Regions from separate parts of the Homo sapiens genome. Here region 1 is linked to region 2. The links are chromatin loops, found by intact Hi-C in ENCODE. Cell type or tissue: heart left ventricle. All regions are shown on one strand. Links, peaks and the distances in the headings refer to the core of each region. The heading gives the core; the rest is flanking DNA.

Region 1 (8,344 bases), core at 37-8,036, 48 kb before region 2:
CTGTGATAGGTGTTACAAACAATAGAAAATACAAGATTTTTTTTTATTTTTTATTTTAAAGACAGGGTCTTCCTTAACTGCCCAGGCTAGAGTGTAGAGACACAATCATAGCTCACTGTAGCCTTAAACTCCTGGGCTGAAGTGATCCTTCCACCTCAGCCTCCTGAGTAGTTGGAACCACAGGCACATGCCACCATGTCTAGCTAATTTTAAAATTTTTTGTAGATAATAAAAGGGTCTCTCTATGTTGCCCAGGTTGGTCTCAAACTTCTGGCCTTAAGTAATCCTCCCTCCTCAGAGTGCTGGGATTACAAGTGTGAGCCACTGCAAACACTGTTTTTATCCCTTTCTCCGCACTATCTGTGTTCTTTGCAGAATGGCATGAAATAATGATATATTAAAGTAAATGCATATATAAATTAGCATTGATTAAATGCCTTTTAATATGAGATATGTAAGAATAGATGCCATGTTCAAAAAAACCTTAAAATCTTTTCCCACCAATTAGGATAACAATACTATTATTAATTTTTTCTTTTTGGAGACAGAATCTTGCTCTGTCACCTCGCCCCGGGTGGGGTGTGGGTGGCACAATCTCAGCTCACTGCAACTTCCACCCTTCCGGATTTAAGCGATTCTCCTGCCTCAGCCTCCCAAAGAGCTGGGATTACAGGCGCCCACGACCCCGGCTAATTTTTCTTTTTTAAGCAGATACAGGCTTTCACCATGTTGGCCAAGCTGGTCTCAAACTGCTGGCCTCAAGTGATCCACCCGCCTTGGCCTCCTAAAGTGCTGGGATTACAGGCATGAGCCACCACATCTGGCATTATTATTAAATTTTATTGACAATACACATCAGTCAAGTTATGGAATGGGAGATGTTATAAAAGGTGTTCCCATAAGGAAAGAAACTGAAATGCATTGATTTGACTCTGCCATGACACTCTAATGAAATAGAGGCCTGAGCCCATGCCTAGGAAAAATGGAGTTTCTAGGAGGCAAACAAACCATGTAGGGGTTGAGAGTCAGGAGGCAGACACAGGGGCAGATGCCCACATTTAAACCCAAGGCCATCAGGGAAACACAGATCTGAGAAATATATACAAGGCACAACGTGACAGCAAGCATCCCTTACTCTAAACTTTTTTCTAAGCTTGACCCAGTCCCAATTTAAATTACTATGTATAGTACGCTATTTAATTAAATTACAGATTAAATTGAGGTTGTGAATTATCTTGCGACTGTAGCCACCATTTATAACAGAAATTCTGTTCAAAAAATAAAATTTATAAAGCTAGAAATATACAGTAATTACCTGAATAAAATCAATAATTAAGTTAATTAAATGAAAAAGTAACACATTTTATGTATTTTTAATACCAATGTATTTCCCAACAATTCATTAAGAACACAATTCCAAGGAATCTTTTCACCTATATTTTTCATTTTTATCACTTAAATATTTATTTTAATATTCGATTATATAAATATATTACTGCTCAATTTTTTGTTCCTGGAGCAAGCAACCTATAGTCCTAAAAAACACCACCTGTGAATGACAATTTTAATAAACTACTCTTAGGCAAATGGTTGAATCATAGTTTAACCACAAACACTGCTAAATATATAAGAAACAAGGGTAATATTTAAATCAGATTCTTAAATCAGACTTAAATCAGATTATATTAATTATATATTGTTTAAATCAGATTATATTAATTTTAGGTTTATGCATATATAAAGTAATACTTACATAAAGTATATTAGTATTAAAGTATATAAAGTAATACTTTATAAGTATTACTTTACACTTTTAATACTTTATAATATTAATAAAGGATACTATATTTTCATTCAGCATTCATCCATCATTTATTGAAAGCCTGTGTTGTGTGGACTGAATAAATAAATGGGTGTGAAGGACTTAGAGAAGTGCCTGGCACACAGGAAGTAATACTTTATATAAGCATAAACCTAAAACTAATTGTAGTTTCATAAAACCTTGGTATCATTTGTATAATAGCTTTTTTTTTTATTATGTAGGACAAACAGATGCTACCATAATTAGCTTTGTAAAAGTAAATTCTACACATTATTTAAGTCTCTATAATATATAAATAGGAATTTGATAATCACTGATTAATCTAATGGTTGGCATTTATAAAATTACTAGCTAATAAATGAACTCGATCTTGAACATAAAGATGAGTATGGATGCCTTGAAGTCTCTGATACCAATAAGTAAATACTCATAAGTAAATAAGTAATAATAAGTTAAAAAAAAAGTTAAATTGGTAAAATACCTAAAATTGGTGACAGTGCAGTACAAACAAGGGTGGCTGCCCTTCTTCTTCCTTTCCGTCCTGAATTACTAATTATTGATATAGCGCAGCATCTGTGGTACCAGATCCCCAAGTTTTAGGGATGAGTTTTGTGGAATTTTATTATCAACAGAGGCTTATTCTCTCTGTCTTTTTTTTTTTTTTAATGTAAAAGAGAGTTTCATGGTCCAAGATACATATCATCATCATCTTAGGACTGCTGAGAAATCCAATAGTTAAAAACAAAAAAATACTGTCTATTGACTGAAATGTATTTAACTGATAATTTCCCAAACTAATCTTGGAACCACTTTAAGTAACAGTTATAACAGAATGCACAAGGTTTGGGGTGATGATCACTGGAATCTAGTCAATTTTCCCAGGCATCTTACCTTGAATAAATCTACTTAAAGTAAAATAAATATCACACTTAGTGACTAAAACTAACTTCATATTAAGATGCATCACTCAGAATTTACCCAAATGAACACTGCTTTCCCCATATCATTGTCAGGGTTTTGAGTCTTTATGTTCACGTTTTTAATCTCTACAAGGTGGAGTAAGTATATTCCTAGACATATTTTCTATTTTTCTCTGAGGTATTTGTAAAAAATAAAGGATACTATATTTTCATTCAGCATTCATCCATCATTTATTGAAAGCCTGTGTTGTGAGGACTGAATAAATAAATGGGTGTGAAGGACTTAGAGAAGTGCCTGGCACACAGAAATGACTAAAGTGTTAAGTACAGATCATCACGGACCAGACTCTGCAAGGCGCAGGTCCCTTCCAGCTTCATGATTCCTGTAGCTGGAATCTAAGCCTAGATGCCAATGGATTATTGAGCTATTCCCAGAAAGGGCTTTCGTGGCCAAACTCACCCAGCTATAGACACGATCTTTCACTCCCTCTGGAACTCAAGTTATTTTAAAAGCCATTCATATTGTTTCTCTTTCTCTAGGCATGCACATACATACACACCCACACTGTCTTCCTTTTTCTTTCCTTTCTGCTATTAATCATTTCAGGTACTACTAGTTCTGACACTCTGACTTGTTTCTACATGCAGCTTGATGAGGCAGGAAATTTTTTAGTAGCTCATTTTAAAGACCAGTTTATAATCTGATCATCTTTTATTTCTTTAAATCCTATCTCTGTAAGAACACAAGAAAAAGTAAACATTTGGACTTTTAAATATTATTCACCACAGTAATTTTGGCTCCTTTCATAACCCCTTTATATATACCCTAGATACAACACCCATCCTTGAAGTCTTCATATATCAGATCAGTATTCCACAAAGCAAAGAGAAAGATTTTTGTAAAATATAAAATTTATTTTGCTAATAAATATATATAATGTCAGGAAACAAAAGTTTTCTAAATGTGTCATGAGTTAATAACTTAATAAACTGATAAGATAAGGCCTAATGTTTTTCTGATTAAACTACAGGTAGACTTTTTAAGGTGTTGATGTAACTATGCTTTATAAGAATAGGTCTGCAAAAATTTATTTGCTTTTATCTACTGGAGAAAACTGCCAAAATTAACAATTTGTAATTACTTAACATTCTTCCAGCTTCTTACCAGGCTCAGAAGACAGAAGCCTCATGTTAGCCATATACGGATTAATCTTCTGTTCAACTACCTCCTAAGTCAAGTGAACCTGGGCAAGTTAGTTAACTTCTGTGTACCTCAGTTTCTTCTATGAAATGGCTATAACATAATAGAGTGATCAAATGAAATAATCACTGTGGTCCAAATAATCTACCTTACATATGCCTCTCTATTCCTTCTCATTTCTTCTGTCATTTTTCCAGACAACATCCTCCACCACCTTAGGCCAGATATTTTTCAAATTCGGTGGAAACGAAGAAGCCAACCAAAGAAACAACTTGTTTTGACACTGTCATACCTAAAACTACCATTATGGTAGTTCACTTACTATATATTTCCCCAAAAGTCTACATATTACCTTTTAAATAAATCATGTATTTATATGGAGAGGAACTCACTGCTTAGAATACCATAATACATTTTGCAAACTAAATAACTTCATTTTCATGATATGCTTATAGTTCAATTACTCTCTTTTATAATAAAATATTCAAATTTCTGTAGTTTAGAATTCTCTCAAAGTGATAACAACTTGCGTAGTTTTGTGCATTTATGTGTATTGCCTTATTATATTTGACTGCAAAAGCCTCGAAAATAATATGCATTTGGCACAGACATATGCTACAAACTAAGTATGGTAAAACCACAAAGCTTTGCTCCTGCCATACGGAGCACACTGCCTCTCAGAGGACAGTCTGAACAGAAACACCACTGTGTTGTGTGTTTTTTTGGGGGTTGGGGGAAGGGATGCATTTCAAACGTTCCTTGCTACTTTCCTATATTATGATAATGTTTTAGAGTTGTAACAGAGAGGGCTTGATAAGATGTGGCTTATATAATGAGTATTTCACATGGCTTGCTGTCCAAATATATATCTTTATGTGGTGGAATTAGCTACTGAAATATGGTACCCTAGCCCTCTCCCAAGGCAGAAAGGAATTAATTCTTGCGTGTATGAAATGGGGACAATTTAAATACACTTGGGACCCCGATGAGGAAAATAAATAATCAATATTAGTGAACTGGTTGAAAACTGGCTGTCTGTCACAAGGTGACTAATGTTTCAAAGCAAATACTTTTAGGAGGGTTTTTCCATTGAATGTTCAAAGAAAGCATTGAGTAGAAAGGAAACCTACATGAACTTCACTTGAAAATGGAAGAGAGGAATACGTCAATGTGATGAGAAACTGCATGATCTAAGTACCATGTATTTCAAAATGTGAGGCTTTGCCCCATTTTTCCAAAGATAACAAAATTAGATCACCTGTACACCAGTTACTATGTGACAGGCCCTACTCTAAGTACTTGCATACATTAGCTTACTTAATTTTTACAACACTCTTAAAAAATAGGTATTAGTAGGACTATTTTATGTAGGAGGAAACCTCAGATGCAGAAAAGTGATTTGCATCAAGATCACACAGCGAAAAGGTGATGGAAACAGATTCCAGCCCCAGATGAACGGCTAGGGAGCACACACTTAAGCATTAAACTTAAATATATTTATTAATTTACTAATTGACCTGAAAATTCTCATGGATATTGATGGAACAATCAAATGGCTATTTAGATCAAATTACTAGTGAAATACAAATTTCAAAATCACATGAAAAATATTAATTGTAAATAATTTCTCACTCATGAAACTTTAATCTGCATCTCCAACATCAATGACTTTGACATTTGCAAAGCTGACTCACTTTTTGAGTCATCCAATTGAGTTTACATTCCTTCTAATTTGTTTAAGGTAGTGATGTGTCTATAAATGACACAGTGCTGTATAACATTCAGGAAGCTGATTTTTCATTTTTCTTGCAAGTTCTTTACAACAACCATCATTTACTTTTTGCTTTATAAATTAATCTTTACAAGGTTTATGGTAATATCCAGTAATTGCAATTCTGAGATCACATATTCAGGCCTCGTTATTAAATCTATGTAAAACTTCTTTAACTCCCTTATACCAATTCCATCATGTGAATTATAAACATTCCAAGCTAAGATCGCTTGGGGTCATTTCTGATTAATTTTCCTTATGGAAAAATACATCCTTCTTTAAAAACAATAAACTAAATTGAGAGAGAACTTCATTATATAAAAGATTAAGGTGGCTTATTTTCTGATAGTTGATTTTGGTGGAAACAAAACCTTGTCTTTTATATAATTTCCCCAACATCTGAAGGTCAGAAAAAACATTATGTGCATGCGCGCGCGCGCGCGCGCGCACACACACACACACACACACACACACACACACACTCACACACTCTCTCTCTCTTATGCTAGTCAACTAATTCTATCACTTTAAGAAAGATATCTGAGATATCTGGCATCAAGAACAATAGTAGAATTATTATTAGAACCATTGAAAGTGTCATTGAAAATGTTTATCTGAGACCTCAAATGGTACAATCGAACTGTTTATACAAGTTTCCATAGAAACACGGAGGTAGTTGATTAATGTATATATGGCCAAATGAAATGTCCTGTTGCCTGTTAATAAACAGTTTTATGATGGATTTCAAGTGACAGCCAGACCATTCTCATTTCAAATACACATACATACACACACACACACAAATGCATACACACAGGCATGCACTCTGCATATAATTCCTTTTCCTTTTCAATTCATTTTCAACCATCAACAACCACTCATTTGAAATGCATAAATCCCTTTGGGAGATTCCAAAAAATTCTCTAGGTCATTCAGTCCAAGAACTTTCAATGAAAAACACACCAACTGTTGGTACTGAGTTGGGTGATTTAAAAGTCATGCTCTGGGTAGTATTTCATCTATTTTAAATTCCAAACTCCTCTGTATATTTTCTCTTAATGTTAATAATAATTACTGCGATAGCTTTGGGGCGAGGGGGCCTGTATTGTATAATGGGCAATACGCTGAACGTTTCATACTTTGTCTCTTTGTTCTAATATCTATGAAGAGCCCAGATGTTGCACTTCATTGCTGAAGAAATGAAAGCTCGGGCCAGGTGCGATGGCTCACGCCAGTAATCCCAGCACTTTGGGAGGCCGAGGCAGGTAGATCACCTGAGGTTAGGCATTTGAGACCAGCCTGACGAACACGGTGAAACCCTGTCTCTACTAAAAATATAAAAATTAGCCAGGCGTGGTGGCATGCACCTCCCAGCTACTTGGGAGGCTGAGGCACGAGAATAGCTTGCACCTGGGAGGCAGAGTTTGCACTGGGCCAAGACCATGCCAATGCACTCCAGCCTGGGTGACAGAGTGAGAGGAAAGGATGGAAGGACGGACAGACGGACGGAAAGAAGGAAGGAAGGAAGGAAGGAAGGAAGGAAGGAAGGAAGGAAGGAAGGAAGGAAGAAATGGAAGCTCAAAGAGCTCAAGTGGCTTGTCCAAAACCCTCAGTAACAGGCTCCAAAATCTATGTTTATGAACTATAAGCAAATCATGCAATCATACCATTTAGACTGTAATACTAATTAATATAGAAATACTGGTAATATTCTACAATTACTAAAACTTGAGTTCTCAGCCTCTTGTTTTCCAGAACCTAGTGGGACTGATGCTATGGAAGCGGCAATCCCTGGAGAGGGAGGCAGCTGCTGGTACGATCAGAAGATGGCTTCTATAACCAATTAGACAACAACTTTGATGAGCTCCAAAGGGACTGCACTTAGTTATCCCAACTGAAGAAATGCTCAATGGAGTATGGAGCTCGGGAAATGAGTGTTTAAAGTCAAAGAAAAAAGATTCCTATGGGATCCATGGAGGATTCTAAGCTGCCTTCTTTGTGAACAAAAAAGGTTGGGTTTGGGAAGGAGGCCTTACACAGAATTAAAAACATTAACCCATAATTAATTTTTAACTCTTTAAAAGTTATAAAGCTATCTTACACCTAAATGCAAATGAACTTAGATCTACATACAGTAGCATGGCTGAGACTGGCTAGCTATTCACCAGTGCTCTCTTGCTGGGTGCATCGCTAGATTACATTTCCCAACGTCCCTTCCGGTTACGTAAGTGCCAATTGAGTTCAAACCACTGGAGTATGAACAGTTAGAAGTGAGTACGCCACTTCTATATCTTACTCATAACAACCTTACACATGAGACCCTCCATGATCTTTCCCTTTCCATTAAAGAGAGTCTCTGTTGGAAGAAAACGCAAGCTTTGCATTGAAGGTTAAACACAACTGAGCCAAAAAATGGAGAGGGGCTGCAACCCTGAACCACTATCTAGAAGGAATTTGTCCATTGATCAAGAACACCATCAGATTTATGAAAAGGAGACTTAAAAGAAAGTCTACTGTGTTTGAACCATTATATTTTGTTTTGTTTGGTACAATAGCTAGCATTATCCTAAACAAATACTAGGATCATTTTTACGACCTATAACTGAAAATTCTTCCACAGTGAAATTCTA
Region 2 (8,344 bases), core at 31-8,030:
TGTTACAATGTACAATGGTTGTCTCAAGGAAAAGACGTGCAATTATTCCAGTCGTAAGTGAACTGGCACCTTTTTTTCACAGAAAAACATTTTCTTTTTTTTTGAGACGGAGTCTCGCTCTGTTCCCCAGGCTCACTGCCAGCTCCGCCTCCTGGGTTCACGCCATTCTCCTGCCTCAGCCTCCCGAGTAGCTGGGACTACAGGCGCCCACCACCACACCCAGCTCATTTTTGGTATTTTTAGCAGAGACGGGGTTTCACCGTATTAGCCAGGATGGTCTCGATCTCCTGACCTCGTGATCCGCCCGCCTCGGCCTCCCAAAGTGCTGGGATTGCAGGCATGAGCCACCGCGCCTGGCCACAGAAAAACATTTTCATTTGAAAGAACAAATAATAAAAAAAAAAACTATGGTTATTCGGAATTGGGTATCTGGCAGGTATTTTCTAAAAACGAACAAAATGAGCTTGTCATTTGAAGAAAAACAGATGATAATAATTTGCTAATGATAAAATTTGAAGTTTCAACTAAAAGAATTTTGAAAAACATATCTAACACAGTAAGTCTGACAGCTTCTTAATAATTAAGGCCCTTTCTTTATGAGATCTGTGGTGGTATTAACAAATGTGACTTTTCTTTATATTGTATAATGCGCCAAAATTCAGAAGACTGTTTAACCCAGTGACCAATGCATGATGTTACAAAAGTATGCATAAGTAAAAAGATCCTTTCATTGTGCAATTAAGACCAATGGGTTTTAATAAAAGAGAGTAAGGCAAGTTACACTAACATGGTTTTAAATTCCTCATTGCAACTGATCTTTAAGAAACCACTACTGGTCAAATTTTGGTGCAGTCTTTGAAAGAACACCCACATTTATTTTTGAAAGCTGTTAAAATACTCTTCCCTTTTCCAACTACCTATGCATGTGAGGCCAGATTTTCTTCATATACTTTACATACTTCAACCAGAACAGCATATCACAACAGATTGAATACAGATGTGAGAACCCAACTGTCTATTAGACCAATATTAAACATATTTGCTAAAGTATCAAACACTATCATTCTTCTTATAAATTTGTTTTATATTTCCCCTTAAAAACCCTCATGTTAATGTGTAATGGGTGTATCACTATTTTTAAGTTAATCAATGGATACATATTTAAAACTTTTTGTTTCAATTTTTAATATGGTAAATAATAAACAAAAGCTCATTAGAGCCAAAAATTTTTTTTAGAAGTTTAAAGGAGTCCAGAGATGAAACTGTTTGAAAACTGCTGCAACTAGAAAACAATCGGCCTCTCTTAGCTGATGTGAAAGAATGCAGTTATCAACTGTCCTTAGATTTCCTGTTTACACCCACTTCAGCAGAACCCTCTGACAACTTAATCCGCTTGCAGAATAGCTGGCTGCTCTTTCAGTCTAACCAAAGTTAATACTAAAATTTAGGCAAAAGTTTATACTACAGAGTAATTTTTAAACTGAGCCGTCAGTATTCCTCAAAAATGCCCACTGTAAATGACATCAAGAATATCAACGATGCTCAAGTATTCTCTACATCCCAGTTGGTTAGGGATATGCTTATTTCATAAATTAACAAATGGCAAAATGATCCCTTTCTAAAAACTTTCTTAAGTGTTCCAAAAGTCCTGATGATTGAAACATTTTTTTTAAAGGTTCAGTTTAAATTTTTGTATAAAGAAATACAGGGCCAGGCGCCTATAATCCCAGTACTTTGGGAGGCCAAGGCAGGCAAATCGCTTGAGCTCAGGAGTTCAAACTCAGCCTGGGCAATATGGCGAAACCCTGTCCCTACAAAAAACACGAGTGTGCTGGCTCACGCCTGTAGTCTCAGCTACTAAAGAGGCTGAGGTGGGAGGATCTCTTAAGCCTGAAAAGTGGAGTTGTGTCTCCGGAATTGGTGGGTTCTTGGTCTGGCTGACTTCAAGAATGAAACCACAGACCCTCACGGTGAATGTTACAGTTCTTAAAAATGGTGTGTCCAGAGTTTGTTCCTTCAGATGTTCAGATGTGTCTTTGTTCCTTCTGGTGGGTTCGTGGTCTCTGACTTCAGGAGGGAAGCTGCAGACCTCCGCGGTGAGTGTTACCGCTCTTAAAGACGTGGCAGACCCAAAGCGTGAGCCGCAGCAAAATTTACTCCACGCTGTGGAAACGAACCCAAGCAGATCGCGGCGGCAAACTGGGCAGCCTGTTTATTCCCTTATCTGACCCCACCCACATCCTGCTGATTGGTCCATTTTACAGAGAGCTGATTGGTCCATTTTACAGACAGCTGATTGGCCCGTTTTGACAGGGTGCTGATTGGTGCATTTATAATCCCTGAGCTAGACACAGAGTGCTGATTGGTGCATTTACAACCCTCTAGCTAGACATAAAAGTTCTCAAAGTCCCCACGAGACTTGCTAGACACAGAGCACTGATTGGTGCGTTTACAAATCTTTAGCTAGACAGAGTGCTGATTGGTGCATTTACAATCCTCTCGCTAGACATAAAAGTTCTCCAAGTCCCTACCAGATTAGCTGGATACAGAGTGCTGACTGGTACATCCACAAACCCTGAGCTAGACACAGAGTGCTGATTGGTACATATACAATCCTCCAGCTAGACACAAAAGTTCTCCAAGTCCCCACTCTACTCAGGAGCCCAGCTGGCTTTGCCTAGTGGATCCCACGCCTGGGACGCGGGCAGAGCTCCCCACCAGTCCCACACTGCACTCCTCAGCCCTTGGGCAGTCGATGGGACCAGGCGCTGCAGAGCAAGGGACGGCGCCCGTCGGGAAGGCTCAGGCAGCACGGGAGCCCACGGAGGGTGGGGGGCTCGGACATGGCGGGCTGCAGGTCCCGAGCCCTGCCCCATGGGGAGGTGGCTGAGGCCTGGCGAGAATTCAAGTGCAGGGCGGGCAGGCAGGCGGGCCAGCTGGCAGTGCTGGCGAACCCGGCGCACCCTCCACAGCTGCTCACCCAGGTGCTAAGCCCCTCACTGCCCTGGCCAGCAGCACCGGCGGGCCACTCTGAGTGCAGGGCCTGCTAAGCCTGTGCCCACTGGGAACTCGTGCTGGCCCATGAGCGTGGCGCACAGCCCAGGTTCCCACCTGCGCATCTCCCTCCACACCTCCCGGCAAGCAGAGGGAGCCGGCTCCGGCCACGCCCAGCCCAGAGAGGGGCCCCCATAGCGCAGTGGCGGTCTGAAGGGCTCCTCCAGGATGGCCAGAGTGGATGCCGAGGCCGAGGCGCCGAGAGCAAGCGAGGGCTGCTAGCACGTTGTCACCTCTCAGTTGCAGTGAGCCAAGATGACGCCACTGCACTCCAGCTTGGGTGACAGAGCAAGAGACCCTGTCCCAAAAAAAAAAAAAAAAAAAAAGAAGAGTGCTAATAATTGGTGAAAGGGAAATGTCACAACTTATTTTGAGGTTTTATTTTCTAATACCCTCAAATGTCTTCTGCATTGTATTGAAACCACAAATGGCAGATTACCATTGCTATTCTCATAGACATCTGAGTAAAAATCAAGACAGCCTGAGTATTTTCTTTTTCATCCTCAAATATTTCCCTTTGTAATTACTCCACTATTTATCCAAATCAGCAATTCATATTACAGATTTGGTCCACTCTGCTGCCATACCATTTCTCCCCTAGGCCAGCTATTTCAAATGTCATATTGCATCCAACTACCACCTGTCTTCCACTTAATTATTATTATTTTTATTTTTCCATAAGTTATTGGGGTACAGGTGGTATTTGGTTACATAAGTAAGTTCTTTAGTGGTGATTTGTGAGATCCTGGTGCACCCATCTCCCGAGCAGTACACACTGCACCATATATGTTGTCTTCTGTCTTCTACTTAAAAGAAAGGAAGATTTAAGGGGGTGGGGGAGGATATCTGATCATTTACTGAGTCCATAAGAAACTGCTATAATAAAATTATTTAGTAAGGTTTTAAAAATAGATTCTACAATTACTTTTTCCCAAAATATCTTTAAAGGTATTTTTTAGCCTATGTGTAATTTTATTTTACTTTTTTGCCTTGATATTTCCCAATACGAGTAATTTTAATTACCACAAAGGATGCTAGGCAGTACATCTGTGAAATGGATATGCTCAGTCAGTCCAGTTTACTACTAATATACTTAACCCTACTGAGCTGTATCATAAAAATGTTAAGATGGTAACATTAATGGTATCTGGGTTTCTTTAACCAAAAAAGAAAAACAATTAACTTATGTATTTTAAATAGGTGAATTGTATGGCATGTGAATTATATCTCAAATAAGCTGTTACTGGGAAAAAGAAGTGGAGGTTTTTCCCTGATCAGTTTTTAAAAAAAAAGTTTACTATTAAAATAGTACAGATAATACTGACTAAATTTTTCAGAGAAAATAAGGGGGAAATTTTATATAGATAAATACGTATAGCATTATTAGGTATTTTTAATTATCTTAATATAAATAATTAAAATATTTTCTTTCACAAGTGATTTAAAACCTAGCATCTATATATTCCATAAAATGCTAGAGTTTTGTCCAGAAGTCAGCAATATCTTCCAGCTAACAGAGAGGCATTTCAGGTTAATAATGTTTTAAAACTGCATTCAAAACCAAAAGAGAGTATTTCCAATCACCTGATATTTCAAACAGTGAAAACAGACAACTTACAACAGATAACTGTAAAAAAGATCAATTCAGCACTGGCAGGAAATAGGTCTGAATATCAAAGTAGATTTTTCAAAAAAAAAAAAAAAAAGAGACTTTTTTTAAAATCAGCATGTAGCTCTGCAAAATCTCATGACAAAAAAAAAAATCACATGATAAGAAATGAAACAGTCGAAGATGAAAAGCATCTTCGCTGTTGCAATTAAAAGCTAAATTTTAGCCAAGTATATTTAAAACATGTACAAGCACAGAGAGCCACCAGTATTCACAAGGAGAGGCAAGACAAAGTGACAGTGATCTTTTCGACAAATAAATCGCTTGAAATATTGCATGACTTGCTACACAACACCCTTATTACTTTCAATTTCCAAGTGCAACCAAAAGATGGGTCCAATTATGACATCAATACAAGCTTTCTTTCAAAATGGAATGAAAGAACAGTAAATCCCAGTGGACACCGGAGTTCTGTAGCAGAGATGATGTAATATATAAAAATAGACATCCTTCAACAGAAGCTGAAACTTGGGTAAACAGCACACTGCATACCATTCTTAACTGCCTTGCATGAATTTACAATGCATGCTGTTAATAGCATGAGAAATCATTTTATTTTCTAAACTATTTCTTGATTTACATTTCAATTTCTGTACATATGCTATAGTGCAATTTCCCAATCCGTATAAATTAAATCAACGTAAATACCTGATTGTAACTGCAAGAAAGAGAGTTAGTCCCCCTAAAGCAAGGAGGTTGAGACCACTATAGCAGCTTTAACATGCTGCATTTTGCCAGAAATTGCAGCACACACAGCACAGTATTGTTACATCCACCCATTGTTCAGAGACTTTTCCACAGGGAGCTTTCTGCAGGATGTTAAAATGCAACATAATTTAGGGTAAAGAGGAACTAGTAAACCTGCCGATAATGGGCGTGAAAAGCAAAGGATACTTTTGACACCACTCTCCTAAGACTCTTCTGATGAAAACATAAAGCATCAGGCATCCAAACAATAAATTTTAGTAAAATTTGTGGCAGGTTTTATTTGTATGTATATCACTCTCTAACACTCTCTCTTCATCCTCTTTTCCATTCTTTATTACCTAATCCAGTTTTCACATTTCTATTTAGCTTTCCTGGATTAAAGAATAATCTGCTTGAAACTAATCTACCTCAAACTCTCAGTCATGTATTTATATTCATATACAATATGGTCATTAAACACTATTGGAATAGAAAGTACTGCCCACAAAGCAAATCATCAGAAATTAATGAATTAGAGCTATTTAAAGTTTTATTTTGAAACATAAATTATTTCGGCCGGGCGCAGTGGCTCACGCCTGTAATCCCAGCACTTTAGGAGGCCAAGGCGGGTGGATCAATTGAGGTTGGGAGTTCGCGACCAGCCTGACGGATATGGAGAAACCTTGTCTCTACTAAAAATACAAAATTAGCCAGGCCTGGTGGTGCACACCTGTAATCCCAGCTACTCGGGAGGCTGAGGCAGGAGAATCGCTGGAACCCAGGAGGCAGAAGTTGCGGTGAGCCAGATTGCACCATTGCACTCCAGCCTGTGCAACAAGAGTGAAATTCTGCCTCAAAAAAAAAAAAAAAAAAAAAAAAAGAAACAAATTATTTCTACTTTCTTCTCCCTGAATACCACCTAAATCCCTCACCTTTCATTCTTACTCCAGTTGCCATGTTCTAGCCACCACTTCCATTTCCATTACTTAACCAGGTCTTGTGGTCCCACTTTACCATCCCTATCCCCAAAATTTATTCCATCTTGGAGCCAGAGTAGTTTATTTAAATGTAAATCTCAGTATGTCACACCTCTGCTTCAGTCTCTTTGTTGTTCCTTACAGTCATGAAAAAGTTCAACTTTCAACATGGCTTTCAAAAACCCTATAACCACTCAACCTCTAAGTCTTTGAACAAATAAGATTCTTTCTGTACAAAATATCTTTCTTTGAGCCAAGATATTCAGGTGGTTCATGAAACCATCCCCGACTCCTGTAGGGGCCCTGGGTGTGTACCATTTATTTATCTGTATTCCCTGTGAGATTGTAAGGGCAAAGGAGGCAGATTCTCCTGTGTTGTTGACTTTTATATCTCTAGAGCCTGGGACAGACCTGAAACATGGTGGGCACTCAATGAATATTTGTTAAATGACCAAAAATATATAAATGAAAATATTGAGCTTTTCTATGATACAAGAAATAAAATACACAAATTTCCTGAAACTCCATCCCATTATAATTCACAGAGAGACACTGATAGTAATATTGAAGACAAGCCTTCAGGTACAATTAAGCAAACAAATGTTTGATAAATTTAAGTTTTAAAAGGATAAAAAATGTTAAGATAACTAAGAAATTTCCCCTGTATTTGAATAATTTCTCATATATATACATAAACAGATTTTTAAATATCATATAAATTATAGCCAGGTGTGATATCACATAAACTGAAGGTAAAATTTGAAGTCCTTAAATATTCTAGGAAATTTACTAGCTATACAAGTTATTGATGTATTACCCAAAACATACCCTCTTAAGTAGCAAATACTGAGTCAAACCTAAAGAAACCTCAGTAAAAAACTGAATAAATAATAAATGATAAAGCAAAGACATGATATGAGTAAAAATATTGCCTACTTCTTATTTAAGAACATAACTCAAGTCAGAAAGCCTAAATGTCAAATAAATGTGCACAATCACGGAAACTAAATGCTGTAATGTTTTCATTGTTTCAATAGCTGAATGACTTTTGAAACTAACCAAAACTACCAAGGAGTCTTTAACTGAAGGAGAAACCAACTTAACTCTATCTCAGGAGAAATACTGACTTCAGAGATATTTAAGGTATATCCTAGGAATGGTTATATCTTATACACCCATTGTAAGAAATAGAATTTGCCTTATATTATTATACAGAATAATAACCTTAGTTTTAAAATGGGACTGATTTTCATAAGCCTCATACATGAATCAATCTTATTACATTGCTGCCACATTTTAAAAATATTGTATTATCACTGACTACAACAGAAATTATTTCCATAAAGTTTAATATTATATGGCATTCAATTTACATTATATTAATTTAATCTTATGTAGTATTTTCCATTACTTTTGCATGTTATCTCTAAGAACATTAAGCCTCATCTACTGGAAAATTCAATGTATCTTTATGAAACAGTACTCTGCAGTGTATATTCACACTGTAGAAAAGGACTACTAATAAAATGTGTGGGAGATATCCTTTTACACGACCAATAAGTTTTCATCATTTTAAAATTTTTGTACTGACTGAAACTTTATAAGTATGTTTTATTTACACTGTGTTCAAAGTCTCCTGATTCAGATTTGTATAAAGTGGAGCCATATTTTTGGGTAAGTAGGAGTGGGGGTGTGGGGTCAACCAGAATTTTAAAGCATGGAGAGCATTTTAACATTGCCACCAGCCTAGGAAGGATGGAAATTATGAAATGTCAGTTGGGACACATAACCTCTACAATTTGGCCAAGTTTTCTTCAATCTTTAGTCTAATATTTCTCTGTACAGTTTTCCTCTTTCCAAACTAGGAAAATGGAAGAGCTGGGTTTTTTCCTCATTAAAATCAGGGGAGGAATAGAAGATGATGGAAGAGGAATGTGCCAGCTTCCCACGTCACTCC

Evidence for each region. Peaks named below come from ENCODE experiments on the same cell type or tissue, not always from the same donor. Only the 100,000 strongest peaks of a DNase experiment are listed, where the experiment ranks them.
Region 1: a loop joins it to region 2, with 3 times the contacts of the local background. A loop is called at or near these places in 3 of 110 quality-filtered maps.

The regions. Positions count from the first base shown.
Region 1 is chr4:159,293,573-159,301,916 of GRCh38, reverse strand. All of the region lies in intron 7 of RAPGEF2 (Rap guanine nucleotide exchange factor 2), which reads right to left. Among named protein-coding and RNA genes, the nearest start is that of MIR3688-1, 170 kb to the right of the region's middle. In heart left ventricle, for the core only: no CTCF peak of the experiment used is centred there; no DNase peak of the experiment used is centred there; H3K27ac peaks cover 574 bases.
Region 2 is chr4:159,245,702-159,254,045 of GRCh38, reverse strand. All of the region lies in intron 7 of RAPGEF2 (Rap guanine nucleotide exchange factor 2), which reads right to left. Among named protein-coding and RNA genes, the nearest start is that of MIR3688-1, 120 kb to the right of the region's middle. In heart left ventricle, for the core only: no CTCF peak of the experiment used is centred there; a DNase peak (open chromatin) is centred at 3,055; H3K4me3 peaks cover 1,055 bases; H3K27ac peaks cover 2,232 bases.